Regions from separate parts of the Homo sapiens genome. Here all the other regions are linked to region 1. A link is a loop called in an ENCODE intact Hi-C map of the cell type or tissue named here. Cell type or tissue: Calu3. All regions are shown on one strand. Each heading gives the region's core, and the rest is flanking DNA. Links, peaks and the distances in the headings are about the cores only. Region 1 has its middle 220 kb from the start of RBBP8. Region 2 has its middle 250 kb from the start of CTAGE1. Region 3 has its middle 210 kb from the start of CTAGE1.

What was found. A loop is a pair of places that touch in the nucleus more often than their neighbours do. Peaks named below come from ENCODE experiments on the same cell type or tissue, not always from the same donor. Only the 100,000 strongest peaks of a DNase experiment are listed, where the experiment ranks them.
Region 2: it touches region 1 in a loop (2.6-fold over the local background); 3 of 110 quality-filtered maps call a loop at or near these places.
Region 3: a loop joins it to region 1, with 2.9 times the contacts of the local background. A loop is called at or near these places in 4 of 110 quality-filtered maps.

What each region holds. Positions count from the first base shown.
Region 1 is chr18:22,709,117-22,713,741 of GRCh38, forward strand. No RefSeq gene overlaps it. Among named protein-coding and RNA genes, the nearest start is that of RBBP8, 220 kb to the right of the region's middle. In Calu3, for the core only: no CTCF peak of the experiment used is centred there; a DNase peak (open chromatin) is centred at 2,105.
Region 2 is chr18:22,666,217-22,670,841 of GRCh38, forward strand. No RefSeq gene overlaps it. Among named protein-coding and RNA genes, the nearest start is that of CTAGE1, 250 kb to the left of the region's middle. RefSeq lists an enhancer at 1,906-2,050 and a cis regulatory region at 1,970-1,987. In Calu3, for the core only: no CTCF peak of the experiment used is centred there; a DNase peak (open chromatin) is centred at 1,965.
Region 3 is chr18:22,622,621-22,627,245 of GRCh38, forward strand. No RefSeq gene overlaps it. Among named protein-coding and RNA genes, the nearest start is that of CTAGE1, 210 kb to the left of the region's middle. In Calu3, for the core only: no CTCF peak of the experiment used is centred there; no DNase peak of the experiment used is centred there.

The sequences.
Region 1 (4,625 bases), core at 809-3,308:
TAGTAGAGATGGGGTTTCAACTGGTCTCAAACTCCTGTCCTCAGGTGATCCACCCACCTCAGCTTCCCAAAGTGCTGGGATTACAGGCGTGTGCCATTATGCCTGGCCTGGATTTCTCATATTGGTTGGATTCTCACCACCCTCTCCCACTATTGCTACAAAAGGGCTCCCAAATATGCTTCTGGCCCCTGCTACTCTCCTTGTTCTTTGGTATTTTCGTCACCTCCAGCAAATTCAAAGAAAAGGAATTCAGTCATTGCATTGATGGGTAAGAAAGGTTTAGAATAGAGAAAGCCACGTGCAGATATCAAAAGAACACTGTGGCTAGACCCAAGAGTGAGTCAAAGGTATGCTCTGATGTTTGAAGTAAAATGAGAAGACTTTGAAGACAGTGGCCAGAAGTTTACATTTGATGCAATGAATGTGGGAAGTCCCTGGAAGACTGCATGGTAAGGCTAAAGTAGCAGGTGCAAAAAAAGGATCAGAGGACTCCAAGGAGCTGACGTTCTGTATAGGGCTTCCACCCAGGTTCCATTTGACACTGGGGCCCAGCCTAAAAGTTACCTTTCACAGCCTCCCACCCCTGACCCTTGGGTTTTCTCGATGATAGAGAGCCTGGCTCTGGGCCTGACAGTGAGCTGTAGCCTCCAACTGAAAGGAAGCTCAGCAAGAATGACCTTGTTAGACTCATTCTGCAGAGCACCGTGGATGTCAGTGAGCATCTCTTGGAGATTTATGGCCCTGAACCTAGTCTCCTGTTACTTGGTGATTCTGCTGAATTTTCCATTGAGCAATAAGGGCAGGATAACAGCAGAGCTGCTCAAGGTTAGCAGCCTTCTGAAGTCCACCCAGCTCCACAAAACTTCTTCCTAATGATATACAGAAGAGATTTATTGGGATGTTTTTGCAGGCCAGGAAATTGCTACATGATTTTGTCATTGACAAAGGAGCAAACATCACTGCCCACTTTCTGTTGGACTTTCTCCACTTTGCTAGTTCTTCAACTGGAAATGATGAAAATAGGCTGATTCCTGGTTTAGTTACCAGGTGGGAGGGCTACCCAAACAATATTCCAATTTCATTGTTTTCATTTCAGGGATTATTGATGGCAACTTTAGGGCATACCTTATATTTGAACTTCCACTTGGTTTCCTGTTCTTGTGGGATTCATTTGAATTGCTGCTAAGTTGGGCATTCAAACATTTCTCTTATGTTGGTTCTAAACTAGTGAGGGAAAACCACGATGTCAGAAGTAATTTTATTTCCACTGTCTTTTCAGATGTGTCAGGGCTCTTGATCAAAACTGATTTTCCAAAGGAGCAGAAAACCAAACACTGCATATTCTCACTATACGTGGGACCAGTAGGACCAGTAATATAGGGCAGTTAAGACCAGTAAACAAGGAGGAAAGGTCATCAAAGATGATTTTCTTTTGAAATGGGAGATTAGGAGAATAGTGGGGTAACTACTGATAGCAGATTGAGACATTAGAAAGACGTGCCATTTTCAGTGTTTCTTGGTTTTTTTTCTTTTTTATAAAGCCATTTATCTTAAGTGCCTTTTGAAAATATTAATCCTATATTTCAGTTGCATTCAATGCAGTGTTTTGGCACCCATTAAAGCCATGGGTATAGGGAGAAGTGCAAGCGCTCCCAAGTTTGTGAGAGAGTTCTGGGTCTTTGGAGGGAGGGATTCAGCCTGGGAATTCCTAGATTCCTGCAAGCACCTCTGAGTCACTAATTCTTTAAATCACATGTTCCGTCAGCTAAAATAAATTAATAAATAAATAACAATAAGTTACTCTAAGAATTAGAAGGGATGTAGCCTCAGAAAGCCCTTTGGAAGCTCTAAAGTGTAAAAGATATCCCTCATTCCTTCTCATTCCAAAGGAAGTCAAATAGAAAGTAAAACTAGAATATCTTATATCTTACATAGAAAGGTGAAACGACATTCTCTCTAACAGCTCTCAGTTGGTAATGGAACCAAATGATCAATACCAGGCCACAGGCTCCTCGTCCCTCACCAGGAAAGGAGTCCTGTCTGGCCGGAGATTGCCTCCCTGTGTCCTCAGGCCCACCTCGGTTTCTGCACAGGCTCCCCGCTCCCACCTCCCCACCCCCGCTGCCATTCCCTGCGGGGTGAGCTGTCTGCAAAGCTCCACTCCCTTCCCTTTCCCAAGTCACAGTTACAGGAATTATTGCAAGACTAGTTCTCTCATATTATATTTCATTCAGCAGCAGAAGAGCCACTCAAGGGTTTTGGCTTCTGGAACAAGAATGAAAAGATCTACAAAATACTAAGTTCCTTGAATAGAATCTTTTAAGGCGATTTGGTGAAAAGTGTCAGATTGGCAGCCACAAAGTCTGAGTTTCTGTTTATTTATCTAGCAGGTAATGATTCACAAAGCCATACAAATATCTCACCAGCCTACAAGTCCATTTCAGACAGATGACTAGGATAATGTAAATTCCATGTAAAAAGGTAGCTCCTTGCTCATTCTCATGTGTAATCTTCACGAGTGAAGTGCCTTCTAAGCATTTTCACACGAATTCTGTCACTTAGAATTTCTTGCAAATATCTAAAACTAGAGTGTTGATGATGGTATATAAACACACCACTTCACCTGCTTTAGCTAAAGGTGTCTTTTTTTAATTGATAGGCCATTTTTAGCAATTTTAGATTTATTTTAAACATTGAGTTATTTGTGTCTTTTTTAGAGCCATTTTTCTTCTTAAAAGCTACGCTATGTTTTGCTGAGATGAAAATACATATAACTTGTTTTCCAAAATGGGAAGAATTGTTCGAGAGGGTGAGCATGGACCCTGCAACCAGATCCTAAGCCCACCCTTATCAGCTCTGCGGTGTTTGGTACGTGAATTCCTTATTACCTCTGAGTCTCGGCTTTCCCATCTCTAAAATAGGAATAACAATAATAAACAACATAATACAAAGGATTATAAGAATTAAATGAAATGGCAAAGGTAAGTACCTAACACAGTACAGAATACAAAGTAGATGCTTAAGAATGATATGTTATATTCCAAATTCACATTGTATGTTAGAGGACTAAAAATTACTGTATCAAAGTATAAATCTAATCTGGGATTCTGATCTTTTTGTATGAGTTTGTTCTGCCTGAGGTCTTGTGCTTTAAACTAAAGAAAAGGTTCTTGTGATCTGCACAGAAGCAGGGAATTGGAGACATCTGGTTCCATGCAGTCTTGTTAACTGAGCTTTTTGATCTGCTCTGAAGAGGTAGAATTAGAGGGAAAAGTCAAAAGAAAATTGAGAAACAGCCTCTGGATGAGGGCAGGGCTCCCCCTGGTAGGGAGGAATGGTGAACAAAACAGCAGAGCCCTGGAGGGAGCCAGGCTGAGCATAGCAGGTGCCCAAAGAAGACCACCACCAAGGCCCACAGGGCCTTCCCAGGTGCCACTGATGCAGTCTGGTAAAATGCAAGCATCCCTGGTAACTGCCAGAAATGCATAGGGGAACTGTGCATTACTGCCCAGCATGATGAAGTGTAAAAAATTATGGGCAGTGGGGTTGGATGTGGTGGCTCACACCTGTAACCCCAGCAGTTTGGGAGGCCGAGGTGGATGGATCAACTGAGGTCAGGAGTTCGAGACCAGCCTGACCAACATGGTGAAACCCTGTCTCCACTAAAAAAAAAAAAAAAAAAAAAATTAGCCAGGCATGGTGGCACGCACCTATAATCCCAGCTACTCAGGAGGCTGAGGCATGAGAATCACTTGAATCTGGGAGGCAGAGGTTGCAGTGAGCTGAGATCGCACCATTGCACTCAAGTCCGGGTGACACAGTAAGACTCCATCTCAAAAAAAAAAAAATATGAGCAGTTGAGTCCAGGTTTGAATGCTATGAGACCTCATCTGTACTTTTATAGGCTATGAAACCTGAGGACACTCAGACTGTGTCCTCACTCAAGTCATAGACAGTGACTACAAATCAGTCAACCCAGTCTGAGAGCTTTTTTCCACCGCTCATGGAAGAAAAAGAGTAATAACTTTGGGGCTGTACATGTGAGTATACATTTGAGGGGAAAGGGAGGATGGCAGGCTAAGAAAACAGAAAAGAAACAGAAAACAAAAAGAGCAAAGATGTATTTGCTAACCAAGAAGACATTTCCAAATATTTCTCTCATGCCCCTTCCAGAAAGATTTCAAGGCCAGGAAAATAAAAATACCTGTTTGATGCCAACTGATTAAACCTCCAGGGAAAACCAGAAAATGTCTTAATTTTCTTATTCAAGAACTCCTTTTATAATCAAACAGAAGAGGAGAAAGCTTTAAGTAGGTGCCCGAGTCACAAGATAAATGAAATGTTTGACATGTTGCTTAGTTCTACAAAGAGAAAATTCCAAATGATTTATAATGCAATTTTTTTCCGATTTCCAGTATGAAGGAGTCTTGAAATCTCATAAACAGAATATAAGGGAAACCACTTTTTTTTTTTAACATGGTAAAGTAAAGGCTTCCCCAGACACTAATTAACACAATTGTGTATCTGTGACTTCAGACTTAAAAAGGCAATGGCTTAACTCCAAAGGTCAACTATTTTTGGATCCTCCAGTCTCTCCCTGTGAATAACACTTTGTTGAACCAAAC
Region 2 (4,625 bases), core at 746-3,245, 43 kb before region 1:
TAATAGACAGTGGGGACTCCAAAATAGGAGAGGGTAGAAGGAGGTGAGGGTTGAAAAATTACCTATTGGGTACAATGTTCACTATTTGGGTGATGGGTATACTAGGAGCCCAAACCTTGCCATTATGCAATATATCCATGCAACAAACCAACACATGTACCCCCTGAATCCATAATTTTAAAAAAAATGAAAAACAAAAATGTAAAAAGTTTTAAAAAGATAGAAGTGAGTACTATCAAGCTGACCATAATGAAGATACTAGTTGATGTTTCAATGAAAATGTGTATTTACTGATCTGAGTCAAGACAGGTAAACCTCAGACACCTCAGCTCCAACCCCAACAAGTATCTGAACTCTGCTCTTGGCCTTCCTCCTGCCCTTTGGACTTGGACTTTGTTTTGCTTTCCCTGGTTCAACCTACTCTCGACAGATGTAGGTTGCCTCTGCACTTGCCTCAGCACTCTGGTTCTTCTTGTTCTATTTCAGGAAATGTTTATCTCTGTATCTCCAAGCCTAGCTCAATACCTAACACAAAGTAGGAATTCAGCTGATGCTTATTTAAGGAATGAGTTGCCGTGAGAATGGCAAAGAAATCTCAATGAAGGGAGAGATACTGGACACCTGCTCCAGGGCTCACCTCACCAAAGCGGCAGTTTTCCTTTCAGTGTTCAGTGTCTACTTTTCTCTCCAGGAAAACACTGATCCAATTGCTTCTCATCGGCAAGATTATTCAAGTAATCTTAGATGTGCAAACAAGCCACGGTGGCCCTTGTGTCAGGCAGAACCAGGGCCCCCTGCAGTTGCCCATCATACTTCATGTCTTATGAGATGATCCCTGAGCAGCACTGGAGACCCCAGACAGAAGATGCCTTTTTGATGCTATTAAGATCTTTCTATTAGTGTGGAGGGAATAAAAGGGGCAGGGAAGAACACCCATCCCTGGGGTGTTTCTTTACAGAGCACCCATCGCTCCAAAAGCAGGGGTCACTTTGTGAAGGTAAGATCATATTTTTACAGTGCTATCTTCTGAATGAGAGGAAATCCACACGCCAGACAGCCTCCTGTCACCAGACGGCCTGTATCAGCCTCACTATGTGGACTGGTGCAGTTAAGCCCTGAAAGATGGTGTGCGGGGGTGTCAGACACAGCCCAGGCAGGGGAGGGAGGAACTTCAGAGCAGGCAATCCCACCTCCTGGGAAGGACTGGCCTTGTGACCTTAGCCAGTGTCTTCCAGCCTCCTCAGGACCCTCCTTGGTAAAGCAAAGATTAAACACTGACCCATCCACCCAGATCATGTGAGTGAAACAGCAGCCCCACTGGAAAGGTATTGGAGAATAGAACTCTTTATTTTTTTTTAGAAACATGAACATTTCCATTAATCTTCTCTGCCCCCAAATTGTGGTTTCTGGTTCCTTGATTCTTACAAATAAAAGAGAGAAACAGTTTTGGAGAACAACGTGTCTTGGCCCTAAGAATAATTTTCTTACTTGTGCAGTTGAGGACGGTTTATTATGGGTCTGTTTAGTGTCTCGGTCAAGGGAGGGAAGGAATAAAATGTTGATCCAAGAAGCCATCTTGCTCTGAGGAGTGATGAAGTACATTTTTGTGTGCTGAGGCACTCTTATGGGTTGAATTTCTTTACAGAATGAGCCCAAGTAGGCAGGTACAGTAATAGAATGGCTCACTGGGAGATTATTAGCAACACCAGAGGCTTATCTGTCCTTGTGTCTCTGGGGAGAAGCACAAAGAGGGGGAACTAATCCACTCCAAGAAGAAGAAAGAGATGGCACCTTATCCCTAATTTGATGTATCACTCGTAGGGTAGGTAGGAAAGTTCTTCAGTTCCATTTGGCCTAGGCAGTGAATTACTCCTCATATTTCTATTTTCTAGTGGTCAGTGAGCTATGAGTCATGCAGTGACTCATAGCATCATCATCAATGTATATTTGGGGGTGCTCTCAGGGTTCCTGGGTTCGTGCTGATAAGGAAAGCCAGGCTTTGTTATGACTGAGTCTTTTTCCGTGCTATGTGTTTCGTGTGTTTTTTTAGCCGCCACAACCATCCTGATGGTGTCATACCACTCAGAATGATAGAAATGTCTTACTTTTTTGGAAACTAGATAAACAAGAATATCATGCATTTGGGAAATGTTTAAATGTACACCCACATGTCAGGCCCACTAAGTGTGTATTTGAAAAATCATTTTCATTTTTATCATGCTTTGACAAAAGGAAGTACATCAACGCTCTGTTTAGGAAAAATATACTGTACTCTGCTACTGAACAGCTATGTGGCCTTGGGCACGTCTCTTAACTTCCCAGGGCCTCAGTTTCCTCATTCACTGTCTACTTTCCTGATTCTACCGTAACACTTCATTAGGTTGCAAACTATGTCTAGAAGGTAGCAGCACCCCCATCTCTCATTCAAAGGGCCTTCTCAGGACACACCCTCCTCTACCAAGGCTGTGCTCACTGATGACTTCTCCATGAGCAGCTGACTGAACTTGGTTTGTAGGAAGTTCATACAATCTGCTGGCACCAGCAAGAAATGGAATGCTGGAAGCTTCCAGCTTCACTCAAGTACATTTAACCATTCAACAGACACTTATTGAACATGTCCTATATGCCAAGCACTGAATGCCAAGGATCCAGCAATGTCAAAGCAGACAATGTCCTTCTTCTCATGCAGCTTACCTTGTAGTGTGGGAAGTGGAAAATAAACAACATAAATAGGTAAATTATGCAGAAGGTGTTAACAACTATGGAAAAATAGAGCAGTTTGAGGGATAAGGATGCTGGTGTATTGGCAGAGAAAGAGGGTTAAGGCCTGGCTTCACTGTAAAGGTGGTGTTTGACTAAGACTTGCAGGTGAGAGAGTGAACCATAAGGATATCTTAGGAGGACTGGCCCAGGTAGAAGAAAGAACCGCTGCAGAGACTCTGGGGAGACATATGGCTGGCATGCTGGAGGAGCATCAAAGTGGCCAATGTGGCTGGAGCAGAGTGAATTCAGCGCAGTGTAGGGGATGAGGCAGGGGGTACAAGGGGTCAAAGCGTGTAAAGCCTCATAGAGGCTTTACAAGGCTTGACTTTCACTTTGAAAGAAATGAGAAGCCATTGCAGGATTTTGAACAAAGGAATAGCCAGATCAGGCCGGGCGCGATGGCTCACGCCTGTAATCCCAGCACTTTGGGAGGCCAAGGCGGGTGGATCATGAGGTCAGGAGATCAAGACCATCCTGGCTAACACGGTGAAACCCCATCTCTACTAAAAATACAAAAACTTAGCCAGGCGCGGTGGCGGGCACCTGTAGTCCCAGCTACTCGGGAGGCTGAGGCAGGAGAATGGCATGAACCCGGGAAGCGGATGTTGCAGTGAGCCAAGATAGTGCCACTGCAGTCCGGCCTGGGCGAAAGAGCGAGACTCTGTCTCAAAAAAAAAAAAAAAAAAAAAAAAAAAGGAATAGCCAGATCTGACTTACATTTTATAATAAAGCTCAATCTGTTTATTAATGGAAGAATAAAATGAAGGGAAGTGGCAAATCTGAGTCACTAAAACAATTTAGGAAGCTGTTGGGATAAATTATGCTTGCATGGACCAGAATAGTAGCAGGAAGATGCCAGAGGTGGTTGGATTCTAAATATAATTTGAAGGTAGACCCTTTAAAATTTCCAGGTGGATCGGAGGTGAGATGTGAGAAAAAGAGAATTGTGGACAGCTTCAAGGTCAAGAACCTCTTTGGTAGTGGATGCTCTTTGGGGTTTTAATATGAGACATAAAGATCCATATGCTCTATGATCACTCCCAAGGGTCCATCCCACAACTCCTTTCCCTATTTGCTCCTTATTTTCTATTCTTATTCCTTCCAGGCCTCTGACCAATAAACCAAGCCATTCACACCACTGCTCAGGGGCCTTGTAGATCTGTACTATGGGCCACTGCTCCCTGCTGGGTTACACTCCTGAAGTCACTCTGAACCCACCCACAGTTTGCTGTGGAGGCCGTAGTTAAAAAGCAAATGGCCAACGGCAGCTGAGACAGGTGAAATTGGGAGATATGAAGGACTCAAAAGAGGTGTTTCAGACACAAGGTCATTTATTTCTGTTACTATGTTTTTTATTTCTAGCATTTCCCTTTTATGATTTCTTGAGTTCCCATCTCTGTTTATATTACCCATCTTGCATGTTCTTGCATGTTGTCTACCTTTTTTTCCATCAGAGCTCTCAGCACATTAATTATAGTTATTTTAAATTTTTGGTTGGTCTGATAATCTTAAAATCTCTGCCAAATCTAAGTCAGGTTCTGTTGCCTGCTTTGTCTTTTCAGGCTATGTTTGTTTTTTCTTGCCCATTAGCGCACCTAAATTTTGTTGAAAGTTACACATGATATATTAGGTAATAGAACCTGAGGTAAGTCAGTCTTTGGTGTGAGGGTTTATGATTACCTGGTTAGGAGCTACACTTTACTTTTTGTTGTAGCTATAAGCGTCTGAGGCTTCAATTTCTTCTACTGTCCTTGTTTTTGTCTCTCCAGTTATCTTTGGGTTTCCCTAGAAATGTCTTTTTAAATAGAGTCTGAGCCTTGCAGACTTTTCAACTATTATCATCTGTTATGATTTAGGAGTTT
Region 3 (4,625 bases), core at 868-3,367, 86 kb before region 1:
ACTAGAATTAGAAGTGGATCCTGATGATGTGACTGAATTGCTGCTTTCTCATGATCAAACTAAGGGATGAGGAGTTGCTTTTTATGGGTGGGCAAATAAAGTGGTTTCTTGAGATGGAATCTACTCCCGGTGAAGATGCTATAAACAATGTTGAAATGACAGCAAAGGATTTAGAATATTACATAAATTTAGTTGGTAAAGCAGTGGCAGGATTTGAGAGGACTGACTTCAGTTTTGAAAGGAGCTCTCTTACGAGTAAGTGGCTATCAAAGAGCATTGTATGTTACAGAAAAATCTTTCATGAAAGGTAGAATCAATTGATGTGGCAAACTTCATTGTTTTCCTATTTTAAGAAATTGCCACAGTCACCCCAGCCTTCAGCAACCACCACCCTGACCAGTCAGCAGCCATCAACATCAAGGCTTAACCCTTCATCAGTAAAAAGATTACAACTCGCTGAAGGCGCAGATGATCATTAGCATTTTTTTTTTAGCAATAAGATTTTTTTTTCTTCAACTTTTATTTTAAGCTCTGGGGTACATGTGCAGAATGTGTAGGTTTGTTACACAGGTAAACATGTGCCATGGTGCTTTGCTGCACAGATCAACCCATCACCTAAGTATTAAGCCCAGCATCCATTAGTTATTCTTCCTGATGCTCTCCTTCCCCCGGTGCCCCCAGTAGGCTCCAGTGTGTGTTGTTTCCCCTCCAGTTGTCCATGTGTTCTCATCATTTAGCTTCCGCTTATTAGCGAGAACATGCAGTGCTTGGTTTTCCGTTCCTGCGTTAATTTGCTAAGGATAACGGCTTCCAGCTCCATCCATGTCCCTGCAAAGGACGTGATCTCATTCCTCCTTATTGCTGCATAGTTTTCCATGGTGTATATGTACTACATTTTCTTTATCCGGTCTATCATTGATGGGCATTTGGGTTGATTCTATGTCTTTGACGCAATAAGATATTTTTAAATTAAAGTATGTACATTTTTAGACATAATGCTATTGCACACTTAATAGACTGCCGTACGGGGTAAACATAACTTTTATATACACTGGGAAACCAAAAAATTTGTGTGATTCACTTTATTGCAATGCTCACTTTATTGCAGTGGTCTGGAACCAAAATTGCCATATCTCCAAGGCACGCCCATGTAGAAATAACCAAGTAAACATCTGTCAGAATTGGAAAGGAAGACAACAAAGCAGAAAAATAATTAAAGAGGAAGAAAAATACCATCAACTGAAGGAGTTACAGTTGGTTAATTGGTGTGGGGAGCTGAAGAAATTAATAGATGACAACTATTGTCACATTTTTTAAAAGAATCATTATTTCAAAATGTTGAATAATTATTTTAATTCTGCACACAGCATAGAAACAAAGAAAACGTAATTAAATTGCAAAGCGAGGAACTTCAATTGGACATAAAGAAAGCTTGTCAATAAGGGTAACAGCAAGAGAGCTTATGCACCGTGCATCCCTGCAGATGTCTAAGAAGGTAATTATTCTTCGTCTTAGTCAGATTAGGTATAGACCTACCCAAGACAAGCAGTTGAACCAGGAACCATTTCTGCTCCCTTCCTGATCTCTGATTTGATTCAATCTTCTATTTGCTTATCTTCTAAATGTGCTTGTAATAACCTGCCCTTTTGCTAGCACCTTCTTGTAAATGTGATGCCTATCTGGGTTTAACCCAGCTAAATAAACTGAATTCAATAAAACCCATCCTGGGTTATCCTCCAGGAGAGTTATTACTCCACTAACATGCTACTGTTGCTACTGTTACCTAATGCTTTAACTTCTCCTTTAGGCTTGAATTATGCTACATTATTGTATATCTAAGATAAGAGGCTGTCTGGAGTCTGTTCAATGTTATCGCGTAATACACAGTGACTTTTTTATTGAAGGCACTCCATGATTCCCTCTGCACTAATGCAGGTTTTACTGAAACTAATTCAAAAATTGTGTGTATGTGTGTGTGTATGAGTGTGTGCACGTGTGTACACACATATATACATATATTTGAGAATACATATAAAGATAAATGCTAAATTGAAAACAAAGTCACAATGCTTCTCTCTGCAGCTGAGAATCTACAATCATCTGTCAGACTGCTATGCCCCATGCTATATTAATCTAGCTTTTAAAGTTGAAGAGATAGCACCACACTGGGAGCTTGCTGTCTCTCCATGCTGACCAACAAGCCTCTGCCAAACTTCTGCCACTTCAGATCCTTGAGAATGCGGCAATTCCTAACCATGAGGTCCCCAGACTCCTAAGCCTTCACAGAGTTAAAAATGGGGTATTTGGAAAGAGTATCAGTGTTTCAAAAAGCCTACGGAAATTTTACATTGCTACAAAGACTGTGATAGGCTATCAGGCTGCCTTCTTTGGTTTTGAATGTTATCAACTCTTTGAATAACTGTGATTATCTCATACTTATCAGAAGCTTTGGTTGACATCATACATTATTTTGATGAATAAATTACGAGGGTAAATTAATTATTCCTTAAAACTGTAGTTTGATAGGAGAAAAATATTTCAAAATATGGTGTCCAATAAAGAAAAATATATATAAGTACCCTAGTGAAAAAAGGTTGGGTACCTCAACCATGAAAACAGTACATGAAAGGAAAAACATTGACCTGGGATTTAGGGTACCAGCCCTTGCTCCATTACTTAATAAACGAAAGTATACCATGATTGCCTATGACATAAAGTCCAACGCAAAAGATAAAAATCCATGCTACACTTCAGTTTTCTGCCCCGTTGATTCAGGGCCAAAATTTAGCATTAACTTGAAAAATTCTATAACTATTTGTTTTCAAAATAGACCTAGATTTCTGAGGTAGGCAGAGAAATATTTTATGTCTCTTTCTCCTACTAATCTTCTTCTATCTATTTAGAGAACACAACTTTCAGGGAAAAAATTGTGCAATAGTCGGGTGGAAGATCAGTGTTAGCATTTCTATGCTTCCAACCGAGGACAAAGGTAGGAAGTGTTTCTGTAACTTTTTACTGTGGAAACTATGAGCTTTAGTCCACTTCATCAGTTCTGAGTTTCAAGGAAACAAATCACTGGAGTAGGAAAAGATGTCACCTGAATAAGCAAAATTGCCATAGGGGAATGCCAGCTTGAAACTGGAAATTTGACCAGTAACCCTCTGTAAAGCTGTGCTCTAAGCTGTAGATCAAATCAAGAATTGTGACCATCACATAATACAGAGGTTGAAGGCAGAAAAATCCACAAATTTTATTTGTCAAAAGTGTTGACAGATCTCCCCTGATTAAGAGATGAGTACAAAGCAAAACCATCAGAAGGTGTATGGAAAGCATTATAGCAGTGGTCTGAAAGTAGCACCATGAAGATTCTAAGGCCAAAGATTCCATTCAAAATTATATGCTGCAGAATCAGAAAAACAACTGTTGAAAATTGTTTGGTTTCCTCAATAGAGGACAAGAAGGAATGACCTTACCACCAAAAACCAAGACCAGAAAGTCATAAGAGGAGAGAGAAGCTGAATAGAAAAGGCAGCACAGGTTGAACAGGCAACAACAGAGGAAGAAAGATGAAGGGGGGATAAAAAGAATAATTTCAAGGAAATTTTTTTTTTTGAGATGGAATCTCGTCTGCTGACATGCTGGAGTGCAGTGGCGCCATCTCAGCTCACTGCAACCTCTGCCTCCCAGGTTCAAGCGATTCTCCTGCCTCAGCCTCCAGAGTAGCTGGGACTACAGGCATGCACCACCACGCCCGGCTAATTTTTGTATTTTTATTAGAGACGGGCTTTCACTATGTTGATCAGTATGGTCTCGATTTCTTGACCTCATGATCTGAATCAACAGAATTAAAATCATACTTGGAGCAACAGAAAACTAGAAACCAAATCTGTAACGTGATTTTTCAGATGTTCTCTCAGAATGAAAAGCAAATGACAAAGAGAAGAAAATGACATGAGATAAAATAATAGACAGCAGGGAGTAGAGATCCAAAATATACTCAGTTGGGATTTCCAAAGAAGGAATGAGAACAAATGAAATAGAAGCTCAGTGTGGGTCTTTCCCACTAGATCATGAAGCCCATAAAGATCAAATCTGGATTTCCAGAATGGCTAAGTGAAAAGGTTGGCAAATCCTCTCCCCAAAAGGCAATGATAAAGCTGGGAAAATTTGTCAAAAACAACCACTTTAGGACTCTTGAATTTGTCCAAGAGTATACAACAAATTGAGAAGTTTATTCACGACAAACTACTGGACCAAGGTAGGAAACTTGTGCTCCTCCCATTCTCCTACCCACCTCCATGCCCAGGGCATTGATGAAAACAACAGGAACTCTGTGGCAAACATTCAGGAAAGGTCAACATTGCAGCTAGCCTGAGGTCACGATTCTGGTAGAGGTAAGCAACAGACCAGGAGACCAACCAGAAATTCAACAGAGAGAACTGGAAATAGGAAAGCTATAGTGGGCTTTGATAAGCTTTCGCATATTCCTGGTGATGTAGAATGTCAATTTTGTCAAAATATCAACAAACATGACAAACCTATAACTAAAATGACCAAAAAAAAAAAAAGACCAGTAGACACAAACTATCAAAATCAGTAATGAGAAAGAGGACATTACTACTAAC